Regions from separate parts of the Homo sapiens genome. Here region 1 is linked to region 2. A link is a loop called in an ENCODE intact Hi-C map of the cell type or tissue named here. Cell type or tissue: dorsolateral prefrontal cortex. All regions are shown on one strand. Each heading gives the region's core, and the rest is flanking DNA. Links, peaks and the distances in the headings are about the cores only. Region 1 overlaps SLC9A7 (solute carrier family 9 member A7). Region 2 holds the start of ZNF674 (zinc finger protein 674).

Region 1 (5,373 bases), core at 164-5,163, 60 kb after region 2:
GGAACCACTTGACGAATGGATTCACATTCCCAGGACCCCTGGTAAGGTCAGGGTTATTCTCCACATCTTACAAACAAAAATTAGGACCAAAGGTCAAAAATTAGGACCAAAGTGCCTTACTTTGATTCACCAAATATTTGTAATCAAATAAGGACTTAGAACACTGGAAAGCAGTTCTGATTCCAAATGGCTGACAGCTCGGGGTTAGTGACAAAGGCAAGAAAGGGAGACCAGCCTGCATTTCCAGCTTCCTAACACACAAAGAAAGGCCGGGGTAGGGTTACTGGGCAAATGCTGCAACTAGATTCTGGGCCCTCTCTTCCCTGGGTAGGACTTCTGGGTGGGCCTCCTGCCCTATACAAACCATCCCCAACCCACCTTGTTTACATTGGAACTACACTGTCGTAGACAGCAATTCAGGGAAGAGGACAAGCCATAATTAGGATTTCCTCCCTGTTTCCCCTGTCATCTCCACACAGGAAAACCCTGATGGGAAGCCCACCCCTCTAGTTTTGGTCTTGGCAATCTACATTTCCTTGTATGTGAGTAGATCAGAATCAAATGTTTGCAGTGAAGACTACAAGACCCTTTGGGGATAAACACAACACTCTATGAATTGAACTAAGACTAGGAAGGGAAACTGGGTGGTTATTTTTCTTCCCTAAGAGAGTCATTTCTTGTAATCTTGTAAAAGCTTTCTAAAAAAAACTCAAAATAATGGCCAGGGGCGGTGGCTCACGCCTGTAATCCCAGCACTTTGGGAGGCAGAGGCGGGTGGATCACGAGGTCAGCAGATCGAGACCATCCTGCCCAACATGGTGAAACTCTGTCTCTACTAAAAATATAAAAAAATTAGCTGGGTGTGGTGGCATGTGCCTGTAATCCCAGCTACTCGGGAGGCTGAGGTAGGAGAATCGCTTGAACCCAGGAGGTGGAGATTGCAGTGAGCCGAGGTCATGCCACTGCACTCCAGCCTGGGGGATAGAGCGAGACTCCATCTAAAAACAAAACAAAACAAAACAAAAAACAAACAACAACAACACAACAACAAAGCCTTGAGGTGAACAAAGAACCATCACCAGGGTGTGTCTGTTAGTTTTTTCCCTCCAAAATTAAGTAAGCAATATAAGATAAGCAAAGCTTTATAAAGACCCAACCAAAGACCCAAGCAGCCTATCTCTCCATCTCTGCAAAACAAAAACAAAAATGAAAACAAAACAAGTCTTGCCTTTTAGATTTATATGGCATGACTGGTCATTACTAAGATAACTCTGCTAAATAAAAAATCCTGTGCTGGTTCTGGACTCCAGCACACATATAATACAGGCCTCTGCCAGGCCTGGTAGCTGCTGTCTGCAACCTCACCCCAGGATATAAGAACTTCCCTTCCAGGGGCTATGAAAGCTCTTTCTCTGGCTGTGGGGTGTAGGTCTTATTCTTAAGTCCTTCACTAGCCTAGTTGACCCTGAGGGCTCATGGGTTTGGATAGGTTGTTTAGCATTTTTCAAACTTCCAAAGCCCATGGATGACCATAAAATCAAAATGGACTTTATTGTAGATAAAAAGGAAAGAGGAGAATAAAAATCATTCAACTGTATTTTTTTTTTTTTTTTGAGGCAGGGTCTCATTCTGTTGCCCAGACTGGATTGCAGTGGCATGATCTCAGCTCATCGCAACCTCTGCCTCTTGGGCTCAAGCAATCCTCCCACCTCAGCCTCCCAAGTAGCTAGAACTACAGGCATGTGCCATCATGCCTGGCTCATTTTTGTATTTCTGTAGAGACAGGGTTTTGCCATGTTGCCCAGTCTGGTCTTGAACTCCTGAGCTCAAGTGATCCTCCTGCCTCAGCCTCCCAAAGTGTTGGGATTACAGGCATAAGCCACTGTGCCCGGTCTCAATTTTATTTTATTGAACCATATGAAATTGCCACTCCTGTTTTTACAAAATGGTCGAATATCAGCAAACTCATATGGCTCAACCTAATTAAATACGTATTTTCCTGATTTGCACAAATTATCAATTCAAACACAAAGTTGTGAAGCAATGTCTTATTTAAAAATTAAGCATTAAACATGCGAATTGAGAAGATTAAATGACTGATTTCACTACGGGTGGACTAGACTGGGACACAATATTTTGTCTTCCATCATAAGAAAAACTGGCCAGTATGGTGAAACCCCGTCTCTACTAAAAAATACAAAAAATTAGCCAGGCGTGGTGGCGCGTGCCTGTAATCCCAGCTACTCAGGAGGCGGAGGCAAGAGAATCGCTTGAACCCGGGAGGCGGAGGTTGCAGTAAGCCGAGATCGCGCCACTGCACTCCAGCCTGGGTGACACAGCGAGACTCCATCTCAAAAAAAAAAAAAAAAAGGAAAGAAAGAAAAAAAGAAAAGCCCACGTTATTGAAAGCATTTTTTAGAAATTGGGTTGCCAAAAATAAGCTAGCACTGAAGCACAGAGACATTAAGAGAAACTCAAACTTTTCCCGAGAGGTCTTTCTGTATTTCAGCACTACAGGTGTGGGCAGACAGAACAGCTCATCCAGAAAGAATCCAAACTGAAAACCTAACTTTCAAATCACACCCACATGTTAAGCTGGTGCAGCAGCCTCCCCAGATACAAGGAAAATGACCCTTCTCTGCATGGCACTCAGTGGTGTAAAGACACTCGGACTCTTAAGCTTATAGAAGACAGAGCTTTCTAGTGGGCTGAAAATACTTAATGTTCCATTGTTTGCCCTCTGATTCCTCAGGTGGCCACTGAAATCTCATGCATTCGTCGGCTCAAAGTTTGGAATTCTACCTAGTCTTGAGACTACTATCTTGTATTTCTTTGCAGTAATTTTTTTGCATTGAGATTTCTTTCCCTCTGAATTCTAGCCTGGTGCCTTGTAGGTTTCTTGCTGCCTTCCCTTTCCCAGATAATAGCATCCTACAAAATTTGGTGTTATTTCTAAACCCAGAGTAGATACTTCAGTCCTAGTGATTATTTCCCTAGGCTGTCAGCTCATATGGTAGCCCTCAAAAGTTGAATGCTGGCCAGGTGCAGTGGCTCACACCTGTAATCCCAGCACTTTGGGAGGCCAAGGGAGGTGGATCACGAGGTCAGGAGTTTGACACCAGCCTGGGCAACATGGTGAAACCCCATCTCTACCAAAAATACAAAAAATTAGCTGGGCATGGTGGTGGGCACCTGTAATCCCAGCTAATCAGGAGGCTGAGGCAGGAGAATCACTTGAACCCGTGAGGCAGAGGTTGCAGTGAGCCAAGACCACGCCACTGCACTCCAGCCTGGGTGACAGAGTGAAACACCATCTCAACAAAAAAAAAAAGTTGAATGCTTTTTGCAGTGATACCATCATCAGTTTCTAAATACCTCCTTTCCTCAGATTAATCAAAAAATAAGAGTATAACACTATTTGCCTTTGGTTTTAAACATTTCATAACTACTTCTTTATGGATATAGCCAGAGAAGGAACTATAATTCTTCGTTCCATGTTGAAATGTTCGTGGATGTATTTTCAAATCTTCAGTCTAGAAAAAACACAGGCAGCATAAAGTCAGGAATCCTGATATGAGGTTGCAGTCAAGCAGACTTCGTTGCCAGAGCCTCCAAATTGCTTTTTCATGTTTTCTGTCCCATTTAACACCAAGTTTCCCATAATCCTTGGAGTTCCGATCTCAATTGCCTTCCTTCTCTTTAACTTGATAATTCTATGGTCAGCTTGACTTGCACTGCTGTGTACTGAGATGCAGCCTCTCATGGGAGGAATCCCCCCACCCAGCACCTGCCTCGCCTTGTTCAGATACTGCAGGTGAATGAATTAGGAGACCATTAAAGCATGCTATTTTTTTTTGTTTGTTTAACTCTGAAACAGCGCACTACTATGTGAAAAAAGTGGGAATAGGTCTACGTTTGTCTGAATTTAGAGACACTTTTGCCTCACCATCTGCATTGTGAGTTAAATTTTAAGTGTTACAATAGCTTCAGACCCCAATAAAATAGAAGAGTTAGTTCAATCTAGTCACTGCCCCACCTCCAACAACACTAGGGCTTGCAGCTGTCCTCACCCCATCGGGAGCCTACCCCATCGCGCCAGGGCTTGGGGGGAAAGTCAAGCATTATCTTCCAGGGGAAACACTAGGCGGGTGCCCCGGCTCGAAACCTTCTGGTCTCCCATTCCCAGGTCTCGCTCCAGCACTTCCTCCGAGCTGCTCTTCGTTCTCCGGCTGCCCTCCAGACTCGTGGAGGCGGTGTGCGAACTTGAGGAGCCATTTGCAGTCACTGTGCTGTCCCCGTAGGTCAATGTCAGGTCGCCTTCGGTCAGGATGAAATCAGAGTCTTCCTCTCTCAGTGGCTCTTGGTTCTGAAAAGTGCAACCAACAACAACAACAAAAATGAGAGACTGATATCTTCCAGGTTTGGCACCAACCCCAATCCCAATCCCAACTCCTCATCTGAAAACTGGGGACTATGAAACTTGCCTGCCTTGAGCCTCTAGCGTGGTAACTGGATGTAAACTGTAGAGGGCCGGGCACGGTTGCCAGGACTAGGACTTAGAATACTAGAAAACAGTTTCTAATTTCAATGTCTGACAGCTTGGGGTTAGTGAAAAAGGGAAGAAAGGGAGACCAGCCTGGATTTCCAGCTTCCCAATCAACACACAAAGCAAGGCCAGAGTAGGGTAATTGGGCAAACGTTGCAAATAGGTTTCAGGTACTGTCTTCTCTGGGTAGGCATTCCGGGTGGGTCTCCTGCCCTATACAAACCGTCTCCAACCCGTCTTGTTTACATTGGAACTACTCTTTGTCATAGACAGCAATTCAGGGAAGAGGACAAGCCATAATCAGGATTTCCTCCCTGTTTCCCCTGTCATCTCCCCACAGGAAAACCCTGATAGGAAGCCCACCCGCCACATCCTCAGGTGGATGAATCAAATGATCGAGGGAGAGCAAAGTTGCAACCACTTGAACTATCAGATGGTAGCGAGAGTGTCGGAGACGGCACGAGGTCAGACAGGACCTTCTTCCTCCAATAGATTTAACCAACAAAACAAGGGGAGGGCCACAACCCAGCTCCCGCGCTGCACTGAGGCCTATTGAGTACTGTGCACTGCCTTCTAGAAGGGCAAACACAGTGTCAAATACGCTGGGTAAACTGATTTTTTCTCTCCTGTTTCCCACCGACCCTTCAAAGCTCATCTGAAGTCCTGCATCCTCTTATGAGACAGAGCCTCCAGGGCGCCGAACTGGCCTCTCTGACCCCCTCAGGGCCCCCGCGCAGTCACACTGCCCAAGGCCATGGGCAGATTCCCCGAGATCAGCCCCATCTAGATGACAAACGCCAAAGGGCAGTGACCTCCTTCTCCACACC
Region 2 (5,373 bases), core at 159-5,158:
TGCATTTTTGACAAGGAATATTAATTACTAATGAAACAAAAATTAAAATTTATTAAAAAATCACTTCTTATCAAACAGAGCCCTAGAGGTGAAAAGACACTCTCCAAGTGTGTATGAGTAAGATCTCTTCATGTGGTTTGGAGGAAGGAGCCCAACCAGGGCTCAAAGGGCCGCAGGGAAGGAGAGGTGTGGGGCTGGGTGGGTAACAGCCAAGCACTGTCAGTTCTGTGAGGGGCTGAAAACCACTGTGCCTGCTTCCCTGCATCCACCTCTCTAACTGGCCACCTACCCTGCTCCCACCCCACCACTTCCTCCTTTCCCATGATTTGCATTTTGATTGCCATGCTCCTCCTTCTTTGGCAGATTTTCAAAAGAAAGTTCCAGCAAGGAGATTCTGTGCAGAGTAACCATTTCATACTGCAGCAATCACTGTGATACCATCAGGACAACAGGGTTCAGCTCCGTGTAGCTTAGCAGGTCATGTCCCCTGGCCCACTTTCATTAAGCATTGAAATAAGGCAGCAGAGCTGGATGACAGCATACCTAGAGACTACTCTGAAATTCTATAAACTAAAAATATATTTTCTGCACTTTGGTCAGGATGAACGGACACTCAGCATTTCCCCTGGAAGCAGGTGCCTGGTTGATGGTGTGGGGCTGACTCAAATTCAGAAATAGCCAATGGCAAGAGAAGGAAGCATGGGGGTGCACAAATAGGTGTGCTAGGAGAGGCCAATCCTCTGTGGCTGGCTGTGATCCTTCCCAGCCTCATCCCGCCTTTGCAGGTACTACAGCAGGGCACCTGCCCCCATGGGGGACATCCATGCCTCCATCCACCTGTGACTTTCACCTGTCCCTCCTCCAGCAGGAATCAAACTGCACTGTCACATGGTCCTCCATGGCACCTGGAAGTAGAGCCAGCTTTGCTCTGTCTCAGCTGAAGTGAGGGACAAAGGCCACTACGGGTCCAGCTCTTCTAGGACCTGCTGTCCCGTGAGCCTCCTTTGCTCTGAGGATCTGGGTCTGGGCTCTTGCTGAGGCTTCTCCTCCAACTCGCCTCAGCTCAGCGTACCTCTCTTGTGTCCAAGGCGGCAGGACCAAGGGATTCAGAGACAAACACACCCCAGTTGGGGCCATCACTATAGCACTAGATCTCTGCCTGTGACCCAGGGAACTCACCTCTTCCTGGGGCCTCAGCCTAAGTCTTCTGCGACTAAGTGGGGAAGCCGAGGCACAGATAAACTGGAGTCTGAAATCGGTGAGCAGTGGTCTCAGGTCTGCACTCTGACCCTGGAAACACAATGACCACAGGAGATTCAATTAGCAACACCTATGCTCCCTTCCATGCAGTGAAGTTGAGTGAAACCCAAAGGTTTTTACCCAACAGAAGAGGGACAACCCCTCATTCTAGTTTTAAGAGTTAACATTCATGCACAGCTCAATTATCCTCAGTGAGCGAAACCCTGCCTTCCTGAGTCCGGGCTTTGGAATCAACTGACTGGCTGCTGTGCCACTTTTATTCACTGAAGAAATGATTGCCTTCCATGAGCCGGTTCTCCGTGTTGCAAATCCATCAGTGAACAAAATCTCAAATTCCCAGCTCCAGATTTCTAGTCTGGAGGAAGAGACACACTGGAAACAATAAACATGATAAACAAAGTACAGGAAAAGAAAAAGAAAAAGGATTCCTCGGGTTTGCTACCTACGGGACTTTGGACAGGTTGCCAAGCCACACTGTACCGTTTTCTCTCTATAACATGAAAATAATCATCGTAACACCTCACAGGGCTCCTGCTAATGTGAAACATTTGCAAGAGTGTCTGGCAGTTACCACCGGGTGAGGATACAAGCGCTGAGTGACTCAATCAATTAGTCACTCGCTGGCCCCGAACCTCGCCCCCAACACTCACGCCCACCGCCTGTGTCACTCAATCCCCACAAGGACGCTCACCCGTGGCCCCATGACCCCACGGCCCCGTAAACTCCCGTCATTCCTCCCGTCCCCCCTTCCCCCGATCAAAACCATCACCACCTCACCCTCCCGCTTACTTCACTGCCGACAGCCTGAAACCTCAGGGGCGGATGACAACAGCCAGTGTGAACGAAGCGCCACCCTCCGGGTCAGCCGAGCATTTCCGCTTCCCACAGCCCCCTGGGAACGTGAAGTCAAAGCAATGCGCACGCGCAGTGGCTTTGAAGGCGGGGCAACAAAGCCTGTGGCCGATGTGGCGCTCCTCGGCCCGCGCTTCAGTGGTTATGACAGTGTTCGCTCTAAGGGGAGAAGGAATGTGTGACCATTTCCAACGGTAAGTCGTACAAAAGGTCCGGGGAGGCGTACCTGGGCGGCGAGAGGCGAGAGAACTCCGCGCGGGCTTTCCAGTGCCCAGGCCCCTGCCGGCTCCGAAGCCGAAATCCCTTCTTCCACTTCGTTCTCTTGCAGTGGACGTGGGGTGTTCCCACCCCTCTGTCCCCAAGGCCACTGTTTCTGTCTTCCGCTCCTAGGAATAGGAAAAAGAGTCGCGCCTCTGGCATCTGTGGCAGCTCCAGAGCGCGGCCCTCTAGGGTCCAGGCAGGCCACATGGAGCGGGGCCCTAGGCCTGGCTCAGAGCGTCCTAAGAGCAACAGGTCTGGCTCAGTCGGGGAAGTGGCCTGGAAGAGGGGCTTTGGAGCCGGGCTTCAGAGCCAGCAACCTCCCGAAGTGAGGGAAGAAAGCCTCATTCTGATTGTTCTCTACCCAGTGGTGGGGCTCCGGTTCCTAGGATCTTAGACACCCTGGGAGAATCTGGATTTTACTTTTTAGCGGAGAGGTGTTTTCTCTGAGAATGCCAGCCAGTGGCAACATGGCCCGCTAAAAAGGCCTGTAGTAAACTTGAGGAAAGTTTTCTGTTTCCTGTCTGGGTCTGGGAGAAAGAGAACAAGTGTTGTTCTCCATGCTTACTATGCCTGCCTGGTCACCAAGCGGGCCTCTTTGGGTCAAGTATGACAGAGTCTCCCTCAGGTACACAGCAAACCCTTCTGTGCTAGAGCCAGCTGGTGCCAGACACTGTTCATAGATGTGTCCAAGACATTTGTGTAATCTATCAGACACGTATTTAATTTCCATTTGAACATGAGTGTTTTTCCTCTTTCTCTTTCTCCTCTCAGGTTAACTTGCATTCCCCAGATAGTTTGGATGAGTTACAACCTAAATCTGCAAACTCAATACAGCCAGACCCTGGGAAGTGACTCTCTCCAAGCCTCCTGTACAAGTCCCAGGAAAAGAGCCTGTTTTCCCTTGGACATGTGAGCAGTGAATTACTGCTCATTCAGAATTTCATGTGTATGTGTTACTGATGGCCAGGTTTAGAGATACCAACCTATTTATTTCTAGAGGAGAGGTGATTTGATAACCTTTTCAGATATCACTATCAGTAGGCAGAAAAGGGTTAATAGTATGATAGGGTTAATATGTCCTGAGGAGAGTAAAGAAATTGCAAACTGCAGAAGCACCTGATCTGTGGCCCTGGCCAGCATCTCTCCATATCCTGATTCTGTAAGATCAAGTGTTTATGCAGAAAGAGAAGGGACTGATGATTTGAATGTGACCAGATGCAGGGCATGCCCTTATTGCCATGCCAGCATTTGCTATTCATGATGTTAGTATTCAAAAATCAAGAAACACCCTTCCTGGGCCATTGGTGTCTACTAATCCATTGGAAGAAAAGACTGGAATCCACCACTTACTAGCTTCTTGGGCCTCAGTCCCCTCTTTTCTGCCATAGCTAAGGACCACCTAACCTAGATGGCTGTTGTTATTGTTCAAAGGGACATCTTTAGAGCCTCAAGCCCAGGAATAGCCCGTGGCAGGCACCTGGTAAATGTTAGTTTTCATTGTCCTATCCCAACACTATGAAACATGCAGCACTCTCTGCAACTGCCCCTGTGGATTTCCATAGGCAGGAGAGTATCCAGTGTTGAGTGGAGCTGGTATTCTCAGAAACGAAGCCCCTTTCCTCATTTTGCGCCAATCTCTTCAGTCATTTTTACCCTAGTAGTATAATGCTTTGTCAAAGTCACTGTCATCTGATGTTAACAGTTGTTTTCGCCAGATGACTTTTCAAAAGGTAACTTCACCATAATACCGGTTAATGTGATAAAAACACTGCATGTAGCCAATTTTTTTTTTTTTTGAGATGGAGTTATTGGCTCTTGTTGCCCAGGCTAGAGTGCAGCGGCGTGATCTTGGCTCACTGCAACCTCCATCTCGTGGGTTCAGGTAATTCTCCTGCCTCAGCCTCCCGAGTGGCTGGGATTACAGGCACACGCCACCATGCCCAGCTAATTTTTTTGTATTTTTAGTAGAGTCGGGGTTTCACTATATGTTGGCCAGGCTGGTCTCGAACTCCTGACCTCAGGTGATCCGCCTGCCTCAGCCTTCCAAAGTGCTGGGGTTACAGGTGTGAGCCACTGCACCCAGCCAAATATTTTCTTATTTATTTATTTATTTTAGAGACAGGATGCCATTATGTTGCCTAGTTTGGAATGCAGTGTCTATTTAGAGGCGTGATCATGGCATACTATAGCCTCGGCTCAAAGGACCCTGGTCTCAAAGGACCCTGCCACCTTAGCCTCCTGAGTAGCTGGGACAAGTGTGCGCCACCACACCTGGCTAATTTTTTAAATTTTTTGTAGAGATAGTGTCTCGCTATGTTGCCCACGCTGGTCTGGAATTCCTGGACTCAAGGCCTCTTCCTGCCCTCAGACTTCCAAAGTGTTAGGATTACAGGGTGAGTCACCACGCCCAGCCAGTGTGAATTTTCTAATGCTGAGTAAGTTGTGATCCAGAAGTAAATGTATCTGCAAGCTGATTTAAATTGTAGATTTTCTCTTCATTGCATATTTTCTGATGTTGAATAAAGTCTGAGTATTAACTAAAGTTTTTGCTTCTTAAATATGTAAGAATTGTCCTCAAAATCTCTATTCTTGAGCACAGTAGTAAAAATATTTTTACATACATTGTATTTCAAGGGTTCTGCATAAGCAACCTTGTTTTATTGTGACAATTTATTTGGGAATTGTATCAAATATATAATACTGAGATGTTCTCATTCCTTTTGTGAAAATACTTTTGTTTAAAAACCACTGCCTTCAAATGAAAACCACTAGGTTTGTTATGCTTGCCTCATCTTTTCTCGGTGTTTTTCTTTCATTTTTTAAAAATACATGTCTTTCTTTTTTATACCTAAAACAGTGGGTTTTTAAAATGTGATATGTGTATGCGTTGTATAATGGTTACCACAATCAACTAATACATCCATCACCATCCATACTGTACCTTAGATCTGCAGAACTTGTTCATCGTAGAATGTTTTTACCTTTTAGGTCAGACGTGGT

Evidence for each region. Hi-C counts contacts between places; a loop is a spot of excess contacts. Peaks named below come from ENCODE experiments on the same cell type or tissue, not always from the same donor. Only the 100,000 strongest peaks of a DNase experiment are listed, where the experiment ranks them.
Region 1: a loop joins it to region 2, with 4 times the contacts of the local background. A loop is called at or near these places in 2 of 110 quality-filtered maps.

The regions. Positions count from the first base shown.
Region 1 is chrX:46,602,838-46,608,210 of GRCh38, forward strand. SLC9A7 (solute carrier family 9 member A7) reads right to left here. Exons shown (of 17, transcript NM_001257291.2): 17 at 1-4,366. The coding sequence ends at 4,115. Among named protein-coding and RNA genes, the nearest start is that of CHST7, 32 kb to the left of the region's middle. In dorsolateral prefrontal cortex, for the core only: no CTCF peak of the experiment used is centred there; no DNase peak of the experiment used is centred there; H3K27me3 peaks cover 1,996 bases.
Region 2 is chrX:46,543,322-46,548,694 of GRCh38, forward strand. It overlaps ZNF674 (zinc finger protein 674), which reads right to left and starts at 2,100. Exons shown (of 6, transcript NM_001190417.2): 1 at 2,050-2,100; 2 at 1,180-1,290. ZNF674-AS1 (ZNF674 antisense RNA 1) reads left to right here and starts at 2,169. Exons shown (of 2, transcript NR_015378.3): 1 at 2,169-2,306; 2 at 3,145-5,154. RefSeq lists enhancers at 1,474-2,673, 2,289-2,438. In dorsolateral prefrontal cortex, for the core only: CTCF peaks have their summits at 2,153 and 2,354; a DNase peak (open chromatin) is centred at 2,150; H3K4me3 peaks cover 2,552 bases; H3K27ac peaks cover 1,309 bases; H3K27me3 peaks cover 4,584 bases.